Regions from separate parts of the Homo sapiens genome. Here region 2 is linked to region 1. Evidence: chromatin loops called from intact Hi-C (ENCODE). Cell type or tissue: PC-3. All regions are shown on one strand.

What was found. A loop is a pair of places that touch in the nucleus more often than their neighbours do. Peaks named below come from ENCODE experiments on the same cell type or tissue, not always from the same donor. Only the 100,000 strongest peaks of a DNase experiment are listed, where the experiment ranks them.
Region 2: it touches region 1 in a loop (2.8-fold over the local background); 2 of 110 quality-filtered maps call a loop at or near these places.

The regions. Positions count from the first base shown.
Region 1 is chr4:158,870,132-158,878,131 of GRCh38, forward strand. It overlaps FNIP2 (folliculin interacting protein 2), which reads left to right. Exons shown (of 17, transcript NM_020840.3): 14 at 182-338. Among named protein-coding and RNA genes, the nearest start is that of FNIP2, 110 kb to the left of the region's middle. In PC-3, no CTCF peak of the experiment used is centred here; a DNase peak (open chromatin) is centred at 3,990; H3K27ac peaks cover 855 bases.
Region 2 is chr4:159,074,830-159,082,829 of GRCh38, forward strand. It overlaps a transcript of SPMIP2 not described here. Among named protein-coding and RNA genes, the nearest start is that of RAPGEF2, 24 kb to the right of the region's middle. RefSeq lists an enhancer at 2,922-3,071. In PC-3, no CTCF peak of the experiment used is centred here; a DNase peak (open chromatin) is centred at 3,512; H3K4me3 peaks cover 683 bases; H3K27ac peaks cover 1,133 bases.

The DNA.
Region 1 (8,000 bases):
CCTTCCACTTTAAAAAACTCCCTTTTCTCCCACCTGTGATCCACTTACTTGAGGGTTGGTGACATGGACCACCCTGAATCTATTTTATTTACCTGTATCATTGGAGTGCTTGTACCAATTATAATGAAAGAAAAAAGTACATTTTTAGCTGTGCATTTTAATGGGCCACATGTTGTTTTAGGTCTCAGAGCATCAGCACCCAGAATGTAAGGAACTTTGGCCGCTCACTTCTGGCGGGCTACTGCCCCACATACATGCCTGATCTTGTGCTTCATGGGACCGGCAGTGATGAGAAGCTGAAGCAGTGCCTGGTGGCCGACCTTGTCCACACAGTCCATGTAAGTGATCCCAGTGTGGAGCCTCTGGCTGCTGACAGTGTGTCAGTCAAGGTCTTGGCTGACAACAGGTGTTTAGACTGAAGAGAGACTAGTTAAGGGGTTGTTTATGGAGATGTGGGCAGGGTTATGGGAACCAGCTAGGGCTAGTGAGGCACCTGGGGCCTAGCAGCAGCTGGAAGCTAGAAAGCACACCTGGGCCTGACAGAGTAAGGGGAGGGTGCGTGACATCAGAGCCCTGGAGAACCTAAGCCAGGACGAGGGGCGGCCTGGCTGCAGGAGCAGTGAGGAGGGGGTGACTTCCTGCCATCCCTCCTCCCATTCTCTGGTCTCTTTCTGGTGCCTCTCATTGGCTGAGCCCGGCTGAAAGCCAGAGAGCAGGGGCACAGCTGATGCAGACACACAGCCTTGTGGTGCATAGAGGTCAGCCTCCTGGGGCCCAGAACAGAACACAGAAGGGCAAGGAGCTGCTCTGGGGGTGGTGGGTTAGCAGATAGGCTGGGCAAATGGAATAAACAGCACAGATGGTGACAATTATATGCCGTCACGGTGAGGACCGAAGAGGTGTCACATGTGGTTTGTTTTTTATCTGATGCTTAAACAAGTTCCTAAAAGTAATTTATTTTAACTGATTTGTCATTAAGTTCACTTTGATGGCTGCATGAGGATGACTGTATAAAGATTAATAAGTCTCACTGAAAAAATTGCCTCGTGGCTGCTATTAAGTGCTTTTCTGCTATCTGCAGGGCAACAGGAACTAAGCAGTTAAGGAAACTGTCAATCTGATGGGCCTGTTTTTAACTGAGCTGTTATTGGGCAGATGTGCAAAAATAGACATTTTGTATTAGAAACATTTTGTATCTTGTGCAATAGGGAAAGTCCTCATCGCATTAAGAAAATCAGAATTTGGCCTGTTACCTACCTCCTTGGCCAACAAGTATTTTTTTTTTTGAGGTGGAACAAAAGGCATTGCATGTTATCTTTGGCCTTGAGCATCTCCTCTGTGAAGACCAAACATCAGGCACAGGCTAAACAGGCTAAGTATATTTATGTGAAGTGGGAAAAAAACTCAGTAGTGAAGCAGATGTCAACATAACCTCCCTCAATGGGGAGGGCTAAGAGATGAGGATAGGGCCATCAGAAGCTGGGGAAAGCCAGCCCAGTGTACACGTGTGTGGCCAAACGTTCCTAACCCCACCCCTGCTTTGTGGTCACATGCCACCCCTCACCAGGATACTCCTGGGATGAAACTATGAAGTTGCTTTTGTCCCTATAATATCATAATTATTTAATATCATAATTTCTCTTTATAGTTATGAACACCATATAGTCATTTATCATTTCATGAGTCCATGCATCAATGACCCCTGTAAGAAAAATGCCCTCATTGTATAATGCTAAGTTGTCCAAAACGATGTCTGATGCTTTGGCAATTTCACAGGCTGTATTTATGTGTGTTTAGTAACTGCCTATAACATTAAGGCACCTTTTCTGTCCGCTCCTATTGTTTATATTCACACATGCCAAACTGTGAGTTGTTTTTTTTTTTCTGCTCTGCTATCATTTTGATTTCTAACAATATTGGTGTTGGTTATTGGACCTTCCTTCCATGAAGCCCAGTGAGCTGCTTCTGACAGAGGTACCAAGAGACTACAGGGGAACTAATGGGATTGTCCTCAGTGACATCAGTTTTACCAGCTGGGGACTTTGTTTGAATGCCCTGGATTTACTCACTGACCACTCTGGAAATGCAATCTATTGATTGATAACCCTCCTTGAACTTATCTGTAAAACCATTCATGAAATATTTTATGTTTCCATAGGCTGGCAAGTTCTCATTTTTGTGTGTTAGATTTTCATGGTGACCCTCTGGCTCTATAATTCTTTTATTTGAAAAAACACAACCATGTTTACTCTGTCATTACTCTTCAAGCTTTTTCGTATTTCATTTTCCCTTCCTTTTAGAAGGAGTGTTTTCACACTGTAGCTTTTCTCATTTCTTTATGCAATCACCCTGAGAGATCGAAAGTTATTAAGCATAATAACCTATATTGTGTCAAATTGTGGGTACATCCAAAGTGCAGCCATGCGTGGGTGTTAATAGGAAATTCCAAAGGGTTCATAAAAATATCTTCAGAAGTTTAATACATTCAGAATATATCCAATTAGCATTAGTGGATTTCTAATTTCACTTGACACATTCATCATAATGAATTTTGCTTTTGAAGTAGTGTTCTGTTTAAACTGGCGCTCTGGTCTATGGTAGTGTTTTTTTTTTTTTTTTTAAAAAACAGGCTTACTTTCAACATCCATTTACAAACATTTGTTGAAAAATATTTTAGGAGTATTTGTTTAAACATTATTCCGAATTTACTGCTCCATAAAGCCTAGTGAATATTTAAATTCTTGAATATGTTGCCAGAAAAAGAAGCAGAGATCCAAAAACAAGTATATGACCAGAGTTAGAGCTGAAATAATAGCTTGTTGAAGAAGAGAAAATTGTAATAAATTGCTTTATCAAACTTGCTTTCAAAACCTGTTTTTTAAGTTGGGCACAGTGGCTCACGCCTGTAATCCCAGCACTTTGAGAGGCCAAGGTGGGTAGATCACGTGAGCTCAGGAGTTCAAGACCAGCTTGGGCAACATAGCAAGACTTCATCTCAAAAATAAAATAGCGTTAAAAAAAAAAAAAGAAAAAACAAACCTATTTTTTGAACATTAATTTCAGTGCTCATGCTAGATTTCAGCAGGCTTTGGTACTCATAATTCTTTTTAGAGAAGGATTTTTAACTGTTTAAAAGCAATTGATTCCAGTTATTGATCTCTTTTCTAGACCTGTGCACAATTTGGATTTAATAATCTGTCTTATGTAAATTAAATGTGGTGGTTTTTTTTGTTTTGTTTTGTTTTTGTTTTTGTTTTTGTTTTTTTTGAGGTGGGATCTTCCTGTATTGCCCAGGCTGGACTTGAACTGGGCTCATGTGATCCTGCCTCATTCTCCCAAGTAGACAGGATTATAGGCACAGGCCACTGTACCTGGCTCTAAATGTACACTTTTATAACTGCTAGTTTGGAGTTTTTCTCTCATTGAGAGATTGCTTTGTAATGCTTCCAATGTTAAGAATTTTTTTGTACTTTTCTTATCCTAGTCTCTTATGAAAGAAAGATATAGTAACTACTTCATCAATTTTCATTTTTATTACTGACTTTCACATATCAAGATTCAGAAGTTCTTTAAATATTTAAACACGTATTCTTGTTTAGTCCATATACTACCTCTTTTCTGTCATTTGAACTCTCTCTGCCTCCTAATATATAGGTTATACAGCTGCCTTAAATTAGTGTAAAGTAATACGGTTTCAGTTTTTTTCTTGCCACATCTTGTGCATTCTTTCCTCTGTTTTCCTTTTGACTTTAAATGGAAAGAGAGCAGGCGTATGCGCCAGCAGCATTCTATGCCTGTGACTCCTGAGTAGCCTTTTCCCTCTCCTTTTTCCTCTTGTGTCTGGCCTGTGAATACAGCTGACTGTATACAGGGTTACTGTTGGGGTTATTGTGGGGCAGTGTAAGGTGATGAAGATCTCACTGACTTAGTGTTGATGGCTTGAGTTTGAGTCCTGGTATTACCACTCGTTTGTTGATAATCTTAGGTAAATAAACTGGCATTGCTAAGCCCCAGAAAAATGTATTTAGTGGAACAGATGAAATATGATTCAGTGGTTAGGAAGTTAACTTCTGAAGACAGACAAACCTAAGTTTGAATCATGGTTCACCCCTTAGTGGCTTTGTGGCCTTGGGCAAGTTTCTTTAATTTTCTTATCTATACTGTGAACAGTACTTACATCATAGGTTTGGTCTGAAGATTCTGTGAGATAATGCATATCAAGTGGTTAGCACTTTGCCAGGCACATTGTTAAGTGCCCAATAAATGTGGGCCAAATGTGATAGCTCACCCCTGTAATGCCAGAGCTTTGGGAGGATCCTTTGAGATCACCCTGGGCAATATAGCAAAATCCCATCTCTAGCAAAAAAAAAAAAATAGCTAGGCATGGTGGCACATGCCTGTAGTCCCAGCTACTCAGGAGACTGAGGCAGAAGGCTTGCTTAAGCCAAATGTTCAATGCTTCAGTGAGCTGTGATCATTGCCACTGCACTCCAGCCTGGGTAACAGAGCAAGACCTCATCTCAGTAAATAATAATAATAATATATGTAAAAGTGCTTTGTAAATGATACAGCAATATATCATGTTTTTAATATGGGAGAGCAGAATGACAACCATTATTTTCGTAAAAATGAAAATTACTGTCAGAGATAAGAAAGCTATATATGGGCCAGGCACGGTGGCTCATGCCTGTGATCCCAGCACTTTGGGAGGCCGAGGTGGGCTGATTGCCTGAGCTCAGGAGTTTGCGACCAGCCTGGGGAACACAGTGAAACCCCGTCTCTACTAAAATACAAAAAAAAAAAAAAGTTGCCAGGTGTGGCAGCGGGTGCCTGTAGTCCCAGCTACTTGGGAGGCTGAGGCAGGAGAATTGCTTGAACTCGGGAGGCAGAGAGGTTGCAGTGCGCTGAGATCATGCCACTGCACTCCAGCCTGAGCAATAGAGCGAGACTGTCTCAAAAAAAAAAAAAAAGAAAAGAAAGAGAAAAGAAAGCTATATGCGTATGTACTTAAAGTTCTCCTAACTAGTCAATGGCCTTGTCAATCCCAGGGGACTACTGTTGGGAATGATTGAACAGAACCTGTACACACATTCATTGAGTGCTAAAAGCATTCACTTTTGCTTTGCCCAGGAGCAGACTGGACAGCTCTAACTCTGCAGGGCAGGGTCATCAAGACCAAAATTAACACTACGTTTTGATGTTTTTTAAAAAACAACTATGCTCCAGGGCTTCAAGCATTTTACAGAATAATTTATAAGATGAAGTAACCATTGGATACAGCAGCCTCTTCCATTTAATTTTAAGCGTAGCAACAGATTGACTCCAGAAATATCATGCAGGAATCAGTAGCACAGATAAAGAGCTTTGCTAAAAGCCTGGCTGTGATATATATATATATATATATATATATGCTCATGAATACCTAATTAGTCCATGCAGTGCAATCAACCTGTAGGACTATAAAAGAACAGCAAGTCCCTTCAAATGGTAAATCATTACTTAAGTAACACAGATAACATTAAATACCTCAGGTCAGCAACAACCTTAAAATCAATAGGATACAAAGAAAACATCTATGTAGGACAAATCCACTATTTTGGAACATCTCTCGTTGTTTTCTTTTCCCCATGTTTGGATAATAAACATGGCAGTGCCTCAGGCCTCTAGCACTGTCTTCTATAGCCACAGCCCTCAATACAACACTACCTATGTCCACTGGCCTATGGAGCACTTTTAAAACTACATATTTTGACCTATAAATGGGTTTTGATTACCAGTTTTTTTAATGATATAGAACTAAAATCATCACACATTAGGCTTCTTATTGATTAGTGAAACCTTTGTATTATGTGTGTGTGTATTTATACACATGTGCACACATGTCACACTTGTATGCATATGGCATGTCATGCCAGGTTATGTCATATAAGCATGTATGCCAGGTCATGATGTTAAAATGTATTTCTTATCATGGATTGTGGTTAAAAAAAATACTGATCTCTGGGTATCCCCAACTCCAATCTGAAATCATTGTGATTCTCTCGCCTTCTCAATGTGACTAGTCTTTTTAAAGTTCCTTTTGATCTTCCCAAATGGCATCCCTGTGTCCACTTTACCCACTTCCACCGCCTTGTGCAGTGCTGCAAGAGGACTTTCTAAAGCATGAGACAATCATTTACTCTTTTGCTTGAATAGCTTCCTATTTTCTAAGAGACTAAACTGTAAACTCCATAGCTGGAATTGCCCCTTTTATGTCCTTCAAATATACACACATACCCCTGTATCTCCTCTTATGCCCCAGTAACACTGTTTGCCATTCTTTAAATAGTCCACCTTTCCTCACACCTCTCTGCCTATCAGATTATGCTTTCTTTGCCTAGGACACTATTGAACAAACTTTTTTACATTTTTGAAGACCCATTTCATATGTTGCCTCTTCTTCAAAATCATTCCAGGCCCCATATCCCTGTTCTGTTCCAGATGTGTTCCTCTACTAGGGCTTCAGGTGCCTTGAAGCAGAAAGCAGGGACTTTATTTTCCTTATATTCCCAGCACCTTGCCTGGTGCCTGGCACATAGAAAGTGCTCACTAACGTTAGTTGACTCTTCCCCATAAAACTGGGGTTAGAGTCATGTGTGTCTATTACTTTAGTGTGGCCCTTTCTTCTGAAGTAAAGAGAGATGGGAGATGATCTTTCTTTAAAGAAACTTAAAGGGGAAGAGTAAGATGTTTAGACATGCCTGCAGCTCTGTGTGTTCATTGTCGTTACCTAAAGGAAAATAAAAGCTTATTATAGGTCTCTTGGGCTTCATGTCTCTTGCATCGTGTCAGAGTTAGACACATGTCTAATTTTGATGTTTTTCCCAAAATGTTTTACTACCTACAAGATATTTGAACATCTGTGCCATTCTCTGCAAAAAAGCTACCAACCCTCTCTCATTTTATTTTGGAGTTCCATATCTCATCATGTAACTTGATTCTGATACCCTTTCTGACCTTGAGCACCTCTTCTCAACTTCCGACTGAATTTTACTCAGCAAGTGGCCAGCCTGAAAGTGCAGCCATTCCAGAAGTTATGTACGGTATCTTCAAGGCCACGGATTGAATTTGGGCCCTAATCAGGTGAGCACAGGCACAGATACACAGAAGATCAGACATTTTCCCGGAACCCCTCCAGACCATCTTGCCACACTTTGAACCCTTTCTTCTTTCCCTCTACCCCTAAGTCTTCATACTGTCTTCATGTATACCTACAAGGATCCCTTAGCAATGTCCCAAGGTCCAAAATGATTAATTTTCCTCTTCCTCTTGTTTACCTTAGTACAACTCTTAAGCCTTTAGTGACTGACATTAAACCTGTTTCCAAGAGAAAAATTTCTGATAAGCAAATGCTTTTAGAGTTATGATAAGGCCATATGTGATTGTTACCCCTTCTGGTATTTTCATGTGTTAAAAATATGTTTGATGCACTAGAAATCTCCAGTGGTGGCACTTCAGGTGGTCGAGATAACTCGTGTCACCTGATGGGGCAGAGATGCTTTTGGGTTAGAGTGGGGAGAGTCACACCTGAGAGATTTATCAGTTGAAAAATACTTATCAGGTATCTTTTATGTGCTTGGTACTGTGTTTATAGCAGTAGTCAAAATCTGAAGTAGAATTAGCAGGGGCGTGATGGCTGTGTGCCCAGGGTCCCAGCTACTCAGGAGGCTGAGGTGGGAGAATGATTTGAGCTCTGGAGGTCGAAGCTGCAGTAAGCTATGATGGAGCCACTGCACTCCAGCCTGGGTGAAAGAGTGAGACCCCGTCTCCTCCCCCACCCCCCCTCACCCACCGACCAGCCAAAAAAAAGATCTGAGGTAGGAGGATTCCAGCAACATGTACTAAACTGGTGTGGATGGCATGCCTCCCCTCTAAAACTATATAGTGATGGATAAAATATCACCATCCTCACTGCTGCCCCATTGTTATAATTCCTGTCATGAAAAAAAATGGAAATCCTT
Region 2 (8,000 bases), 200 kb after region 1:
TAAGATGGGACACTCACATTAGGGATTTTCAAGAGAGCTTAATAAAGAGACTATTTACAAGGATGCAAGGGGGATGTGGGGAAACCACAGTGATGCAATTTCTTGGGGCTGGTAAGAGCAAGGGCCTTACCAATCTGAAGTCTGGTCAAGGATGGAGCCCTTGCCCTCTCACAGTGACCACCTTAGGGAGGGACATGGGGAATAAATACTTCAAACTCTTGCTGTCCTTCTCTCCCATCTCCTGCTGATGTACTCTATTAGTTGAACCTGCCTAGAAGCAAGCAAACAACAGAGTCCATTGATGTAGTCCTTATAGGTCAGCCTACCAGTGCAGGGACGAGAGTGGAAATGGGTGGTGATCTGGAGGGTCAAACAGAAAATTTGCAGCATGGCCTTATTTACCTACAGACAGATACACATGCATATACATGTACATTTCATGTGACAGAAACAACCATGTAACCGAATATTCAATTTAGTCATATACATAAATATGTCAATGAGATATTATCCGTGATATTCAAAGATTAACTTGTCATCAAGTATTGTGTAAACAAAATCTAAAGGTTATTATTTTCCTTTAACATTTTTTTCTAACCATACTTTAAAATACCACTGCATTGTATTGGATCATTTTGTAATTGTGTTTCTATAATGATGAGAGATTTCTAGTAGATGAGTGGCCTGGAAAAAATTCAAAGAGACAGCGTGGCATAATGAAAGCTTTTAGAGGTGGGCCAACTTGGATTTGAATCCTGTGTGATAATCTTGGTCACTTTAACTTCATCTGTGCCAACAGCGTGTAGGACAAAGCAATCATATCTGGTGACAGGATGTGTCATAGACCAATACTCAGGGACTTCCACTATGCATAAATCACCAACATTCACATTTTTAGATCCAATTAAAATAGTGATGCCATGACTATCAAGCATCAAGCAGAACATAATTTGACTCATCTTTTTTTTTTTTTTAAATTCTGAAAGCTCTTCAGTATTTTGTAATGAGGGCTCACAGTTTACAGTGATGAACATCCATGAGCGTTGGATAATGCTAAAACTTTTGCTTCACCATTTACAGCAGAAAAAAAACCCTGGCTGGTGGCACTAATTTTTTTTCCATGTAATCAAGAAGATTTTGCCACTAACTAGGCCTTTAAACCAATAGTTGGCTTTTAGTTTCTCTAATGATGGGGACGGTGGTGATGATGAGGATGATGCTGACATTTATAGGGTACTGTGTACTATGTGCTTCACACATGTTAATTCTCCCAACAACTGTGAGTCAGACACTATTGTCCCGATTTTACAGGTGAAGAACTTGCAGCTCAGAGGGTTATTAAAACAAGATCACACTTCCAATAAGCATTAAAACTTATCCTCAAACCTTGGTCTGTGTCATTCTAACACTTTCACTGATGGCTAAAGATTACCAACTCCCAAAAGATTGCTCTTTTGACCTATAGTTTTAATTCTGGGTGATAAGTTTACTCTGTTATTATTATACAGCATACAGCAAGCTATAATTAATTTCATGGTTACTTCTATTTTTGTAACTGCTGTTTTGATTTCTATTAGTTGAAATATCTATCTATGTAATGTCTTGTTACTAGAATAGTAATGGGACAACCAGCATATCATGAAAAAACCCAGCATATTATGAAAAGCATTTTATTTTAAATGCCTAATAAAAGCATGTTATTTTCATTTACAGTTTGAATACATGTTCACAATTTAAAATATAGGAAAAGTAGGGGTAAAGTCCTGATGTCCATTTTTTAATGGTAATAAACAGTAATAAATACTTTAAAACATACTTAAACAATTTTTTCCTTCTTTTCTTTCTTTTTTTCTTTAGAGATAGAGTCTTGCTCTGTTGCCCAGGTTGGAGTATAGTAATACAATCATAGCTCACTGCAGCCTCAAACTCCTGGGCTCAAAGGATTCTCCCACCTCAGCCTCCAGAGTCGCTGGGATTACAGACATGCATCACCATTCCTGGCACTAAACAGATTTTTTTTTTTTTTGAGATGGAGTCTCGCTCTTGCCCAGGCTGGAGTGTAATGGTGCCGTCTCGGCTCACTGCAGCCTCCACCTCCTAGGTTAGACCGATTCTCCTGCCTCAGCCTCCCGAATATCTGGGATTACAGGCACCTGCCACCATGCCTGGGTAATTTTTGTATTTTTAGCAGAGACAGGATTTTGCCATGTTGGCCAGGATGGTTTCGAACTCCTGACCTCAGGTGATCTGCCCACCTTGGCCTCCCAAAGTGCTAGGATTACAGGCGCGAGCCACTGCGCCTGGCCTAAACAGATTTTCTTTTTTTTTGAGACAGAGTTTCGCTCTTGTTGCGCAGGCTGGAGTACAATGGTGCGGTCTCGGCTCACCACAACCACAATCTCCGCCTCCCAGGTTCAAGTGATTCTCGTGCCTCAGCCTCCCAAGTAGCTGGGATTACAGGTGCCTGCCACCACGCCTGGCTAATTTTTGCATTATTAGTAGAGATGGGGTTTCTCCATGTTGGTCAGGCTGGTCTCAAACTCCTGACCTCAGGTGATCTGCCGCCTCGGCCTCCCAAAGTGCTGGGATTACAAGTGTGAGCCATCACACCTGGCCCAGATTTTCTTTTAATGTGTTTTTCTTAGGAGGGTTTTTCTTGGGAGGGAAGGTTAGCTTCTTTGGTTTCTAACCCAACGTTTGAGGTTAGTAATACTTTCTTATAAATTACTCTCATTATTTAATAAGATGGCATGCTTTATAAACCCAGCTGTATTAGAAATGTATAATCAAATTTTTCTTTTACACTTTTAAAATTTATTGAAAAATTTCTTTCCTTAAAGCAGATGTTACCAAACTCAGGAGACCAAAGTCCCATTGGTTAATTCATTTCGAACTCAGTGTTAAAGCATGATACAAAGAGATCTTTAATTACCTAGAAAGAAACTCTTAGGTAACAGAGTGATGATGACTAATATACTGGAAACAAAATGAAAACAGAAGCTTTCAATTTAATGGAACAAAGTAATATCCTGTCAAATAAAGTACTGAAACTGAGATATGTAAACCAATGCTATTACGGTAGCAAACAGGTGGCACTTTCATTTTCTTTTCCAATTACCAAAGAGGGGATGTAATCAAGAGTCTCAAGTTTATATATAAATAACATAGAAAAAAAGGCAAGCTACCTCTAAAAATCATATTTTTAAATGTGAAAAAAAGCAGAGGACTGGGGAGACAGATATTTGAAAGTTAAATCTAAACTTTGATTTTATTTTTTTGATTTTGCTTCAAAAATTAAATGGAAAGTAAAGGGGGAAAATCGGAAAGAACAGCATACAAATAATGTTTGTTAAAGAAAGTTTTCAGTGTATTATGTATTTTACGTCATGATTCCTGTGCAGTCATGAGCACCAAAGCTTGCTCTGAGATCCAGAACAGTGCCTGGCTTTGTAGTACATCTCCAATAAATATCCCTTAAATAAATAAATAAATCCCCAAGCAATTGGCAGGAATCCAGACTAGAACTTGATAGCACTAGTTCTACACCAAGTTTCTGAATTTCGAAAAGATGAGAGTGCGGAGTTCCTACTGGCATGGAAATGGCTCTGTCCTAAGGGCAAATAGTGCCCCAGTGGAGAAACACTGAGGGCTTCAAGACTTCCTCTACTCAAATGCCAATATTTTTCATATAAGCACTTCACTAAGTTGGTCAGCACTTTTTATCTTAGGCTGAATAAATTTGAGAGAACCTTCCAAAGCCTGGGTATTTAATGGAGAATGGCTGAGGGTTAGAAGGTGAAGAAAGCTTGATGACTGCATGGGTGGATTGTAAGGAAAGACATGGGATTGTGTGGGTGGATTGTAAGGAAAAGCAGGAAGTAAAAAGACAAATTTCTCACTTGACATTGGAGATAGAGGTGGTCCTACACAACTTGAACATTACCTAGTTTCCTAGATCAATATGATCCAGTGGACAAACTAATTTGTCATGTAAAAACCAACTGGAGGCCAGGCATGGTGGCTCATGCCTGTAATCCCAGCACTTTGGGAGGCTGAGGCGGGTGAATCACTTGAGGTCAGGAGTTTGAGACCAGCTTGGCCAACACAGTGAAACCCCATCTCTACTAAAAATACAGAAATTAGCTGGGTGTGGTGGTGCAAGCCTGTAATCCCAGCTACTCAGGAAGCTGAGACAGGAGAATCACTTGAACCTGGGAGGTGGAGGTCGCAGTGAGCTGAGATCATGCCATAGCACTCCAACCTGGGTGACAGAGTGAGATCCCATCTCAAAAATAAATAAATAAATAATAATAATAATAACTGGAAACTTTAAAACACTGTCATGGTGTGTTTGTGTCCCTCCCAAAATTCATGTGTTGACATCCTAACCTCCAAAGTGATGTTTTTTAGAGGTGTGGCCTTTAGGGAGGCAATTAGGTCATGAGGGCTCCACCCACATGAATGGAATTAGTGGCCAAAAAAAGAGACTCCAGAGAGCTTCCTTGCCCCTTCCACCATGTGAGGACACAGCAAGAAGCTGCCTTCTAAGAAATCAGGAAACTGATCCTCACCAGACACCGAATCTGCTGGTGCACACCCTGTTCTCAGGCTTTCTAGCTTCCAGAACTGCGAGAAATAAATTTCTGTTTTTTATAAGCTACCCAGTTCCAGGTATTTTGTTATAGCAGCCTGAGCAGGCTAAGACAAATATACTGATTTCTGTTCAAGAAGTCTTCTAGTCAAGAAGACTTGGGGTTTTTGTATTGGCTGTTTTCATGGCAAATTGTTTGGTTTTACCAAGCCAGAGATCAACCATATATTTAAAGCACAAAAATTTGGAATCCTGAATTTCATTTGGTTTCTGCTTTAATTTGGTGTTCTATGTGAGTTCTATATTTGGCACATGAAAATTGTCACAGGATATTACTTTTTACTTTTAATCACCTTTTGGTTTTGATTGTTCTTTCCTGCTTTTAATTAGATTTTTAGTAATAGGAAAAATGGGTTTGAGGAGAGTGTTTTTAAAAAACACTAATGCATTCTCAAGCTGAAAAAAAAGTAAAAATAGTAAAGCATTTTAATTTTAATTGTATTATTTATGTTACCTATGAAGCACTTCTCTAGCATTTAAATCCCACCTACAGTCTCAAAATGATCTTTTGCTTTATTCCATCATCTCCCATTATTATCAAATAATCAAATAATAATAAAAAGTGTCAAATAATAATAATGGGAAATGGGAATAATAGTGAGAATCCCAGTTGTCTTTTGGCATGTCTTGATGTACAAAGTGACTGTACAGACTTTTTCTCTCGCCTCTAGAAGCTTACAATCTAGAAAAGATATATGCGTTCTGATACATGCACAACAAAGACTTTATTTATTTATTTATTTATTTATTTATTTTAAGATGGTCTCACTCCATTGCTCATGCTGGAATGCAATGGCACAATCACGGCTCACTGCCACCTCGAACTCCTGGGTTCACGTGATCCTCCCACCTCCACCTCCCAAGTAACCAGGACTATGGGCACAGGTTACCACACCAGGCTAATTAAAAAATTTTTTTTGTAGAGACAGGGGTCTCCCTATGCTGCCCAGGCTGGTCTTGAACTCCTGAGCTCAAGCAGTCCTCCTGCCTCGGGTCTCAAAGTGCTGACATTACAGGCATGAGCCCCTCATTGAGCCCCTTAATTGATTCTTGAGCTAATTCATAAATGGGCAGTAACTTATTGTGACATATAGATTAAAGCAGCGATTCCCCATTATTAACACTTTTGGTATCTCCTCATATGAGTGCCCCCCACCATCTATTTCTATTTCTATATGTATATATAGCTATACCTCTTTTTAAAAAACAACAAAATTGGGCTATCATGGTAAATTCAGGTGTGAAGTGTAATTTGTTTGTTTGTTTGTTTGTTTGAGACAGAGCCCAGGCTGGAGTGCAGTGGCACGATCTCGGCTCACTGCAAGCTCCACCTCCCAGGTTCACGCCGTTCTCCTGCCTCAGCCTCCTGAGTAGCTGGGACTACAGGCGCCCACCACCATGCCCGGCTAATTTTTTGTATTTTTAGTAGAGACGGGTTTTCACCGTGTTAGCCAGGATAGTCTCGATCTCCTAACCTTGTGATCCGCCTGCCTTGGCCTCCCAAAGTTCTGGGATTACAGGCACGAATGACTGTGCCCGGACTCTTTGTTTCTTTCTCTTTTTTTTTTTTTTTTTGAGACGGAGTCTCACTCTGTCACCCAGGCTGGAGTGCAGTGGCATGATCTTGGCTCACTGCAACCTCCACCTCCCGGGTTCAAGTGATTCTCCTGTCTCAGCCTCCCAAGTAGCTGGGATTACAGGTGCGCACCACTGCACCTGGCTAATTTTTTGTATTTTTAGTAGAGACGAGGTTTTGCCATGTTGGCCAGATTGGTCTTGAACTCCTGACCTCAGGTGCTTCAACCGCCTCAGCCACCCAAAGTGCAGGGATTACAGGCATGAGCCACCATGGCCAGCCGATTTTTTTCTTACTAAGCATATTGTGAGCAATACTCATGTTATTAAATAATTTTGAGAATGTAATTTTAGGCTGGTCATGGTGGCTCATGCCTGGAGTCCCAGCACTTTGGGACTGCAGGCAGGAGGATTGCTTAGGCTCAGGAGTTCAAGACCAGCCTAGGCAGCATTGGGAGACCCTTGTCTCTACAAAAAATATAAAAATTAGCTTGGTGTGGTGGCGCACTCCTGCAGTCCTAGCTACTTCGGAGGCTGAGATGAGATCACATGAGCCTAGGAGGTGGAGGTTGCAGTGAGCCATGTTTGCTCTGCACTCCACTGCACTCCAGCCTGGGTGACAGAGTGAGACTCTGTCTCCAAAAAGAGAGAGAGAGAAAAAAACAAAAAGAAAATGTGATTTTAAAGCTGTATTTTATTCTATTGCTTTAACATAATTTATTTAATAAGCCCTTTCTTGTTGAATATTAAGATTGTAACCACCTTTGCATTATTATAAACAGTGGTACAGTTAACTCTTATTTACTTATAACTAAATTTTAGAAGTGATATAATGAGTCAAGGAGGGCCTGGAATTCTGTGTACAGATTATTGGATTCTTGATTTTCTCATATTTTCCCATCCAGACTCTGCTGAAACTCAACACTTACTCATTTAATGAACCTGGTTTACATGAGAGTTCTTTAAAAGTTGTGCTTCTAGGCTGGACGTGGTGGCTCATGCCTGTAATCCCAACACTTTGGGAGGAGAAGGCGAGCAGATCACTTGAGGTCAGGAATTTGAGACCAGCCCGGCCAATATGGCAAAACCCTATCTCTGCTAAGAATGCAAAAAAAAAAAAAAAAAAAATTAGGTGGGCGTGGTGGCAGGCACCTGTAATCCCAGCTACTCTGGAAGCTGAGGCAGGAGAATCACTTGAACCTGGGAGGCAGAGGTTGCAGTGAGCTGAGATTGCACCATTGCACTCCAGCCTGGGTGACAGAGTGAGATTCCATCTCAAATAAATAAATAAATAAATAAATAAATGTTGTGCTTCTACTATGAGGAGATAAACCATAAAGAAGAAAATCAAGCAGAAAAATGAATAATCTAAATCTAACAATTCCACTTTTCTCTGTGTGTGTGTGTGTGTGTGTGTGTGTGTGTGTGTGTGTGTGTGTTTTGAACCTGAAAGGCAGAAGGATTTATCAAATATGAACCTGGAAAAAATGAATGGACTGAAGACTGAGAATAGGAGGTTAAGAAAGGCATTTGATGACAAGCTGGGAGTGCTGAAATATTATCTTCAAATAAATATTAAGCAATTTTAGAAAAAAAGATGCTCAATTACTTTTTCACTAATGTAATTAATCTGATCATAATTAGAAACTACATTGCAAAAACCATTCTGGTTATATATTGGCAGGTAAATAATCAATTCAATTCAACTACTTACCTATTTCCTATGTTTGAAATTAAACTATTTGGGCCAGGTACATTGGCTCATGTCTATAAT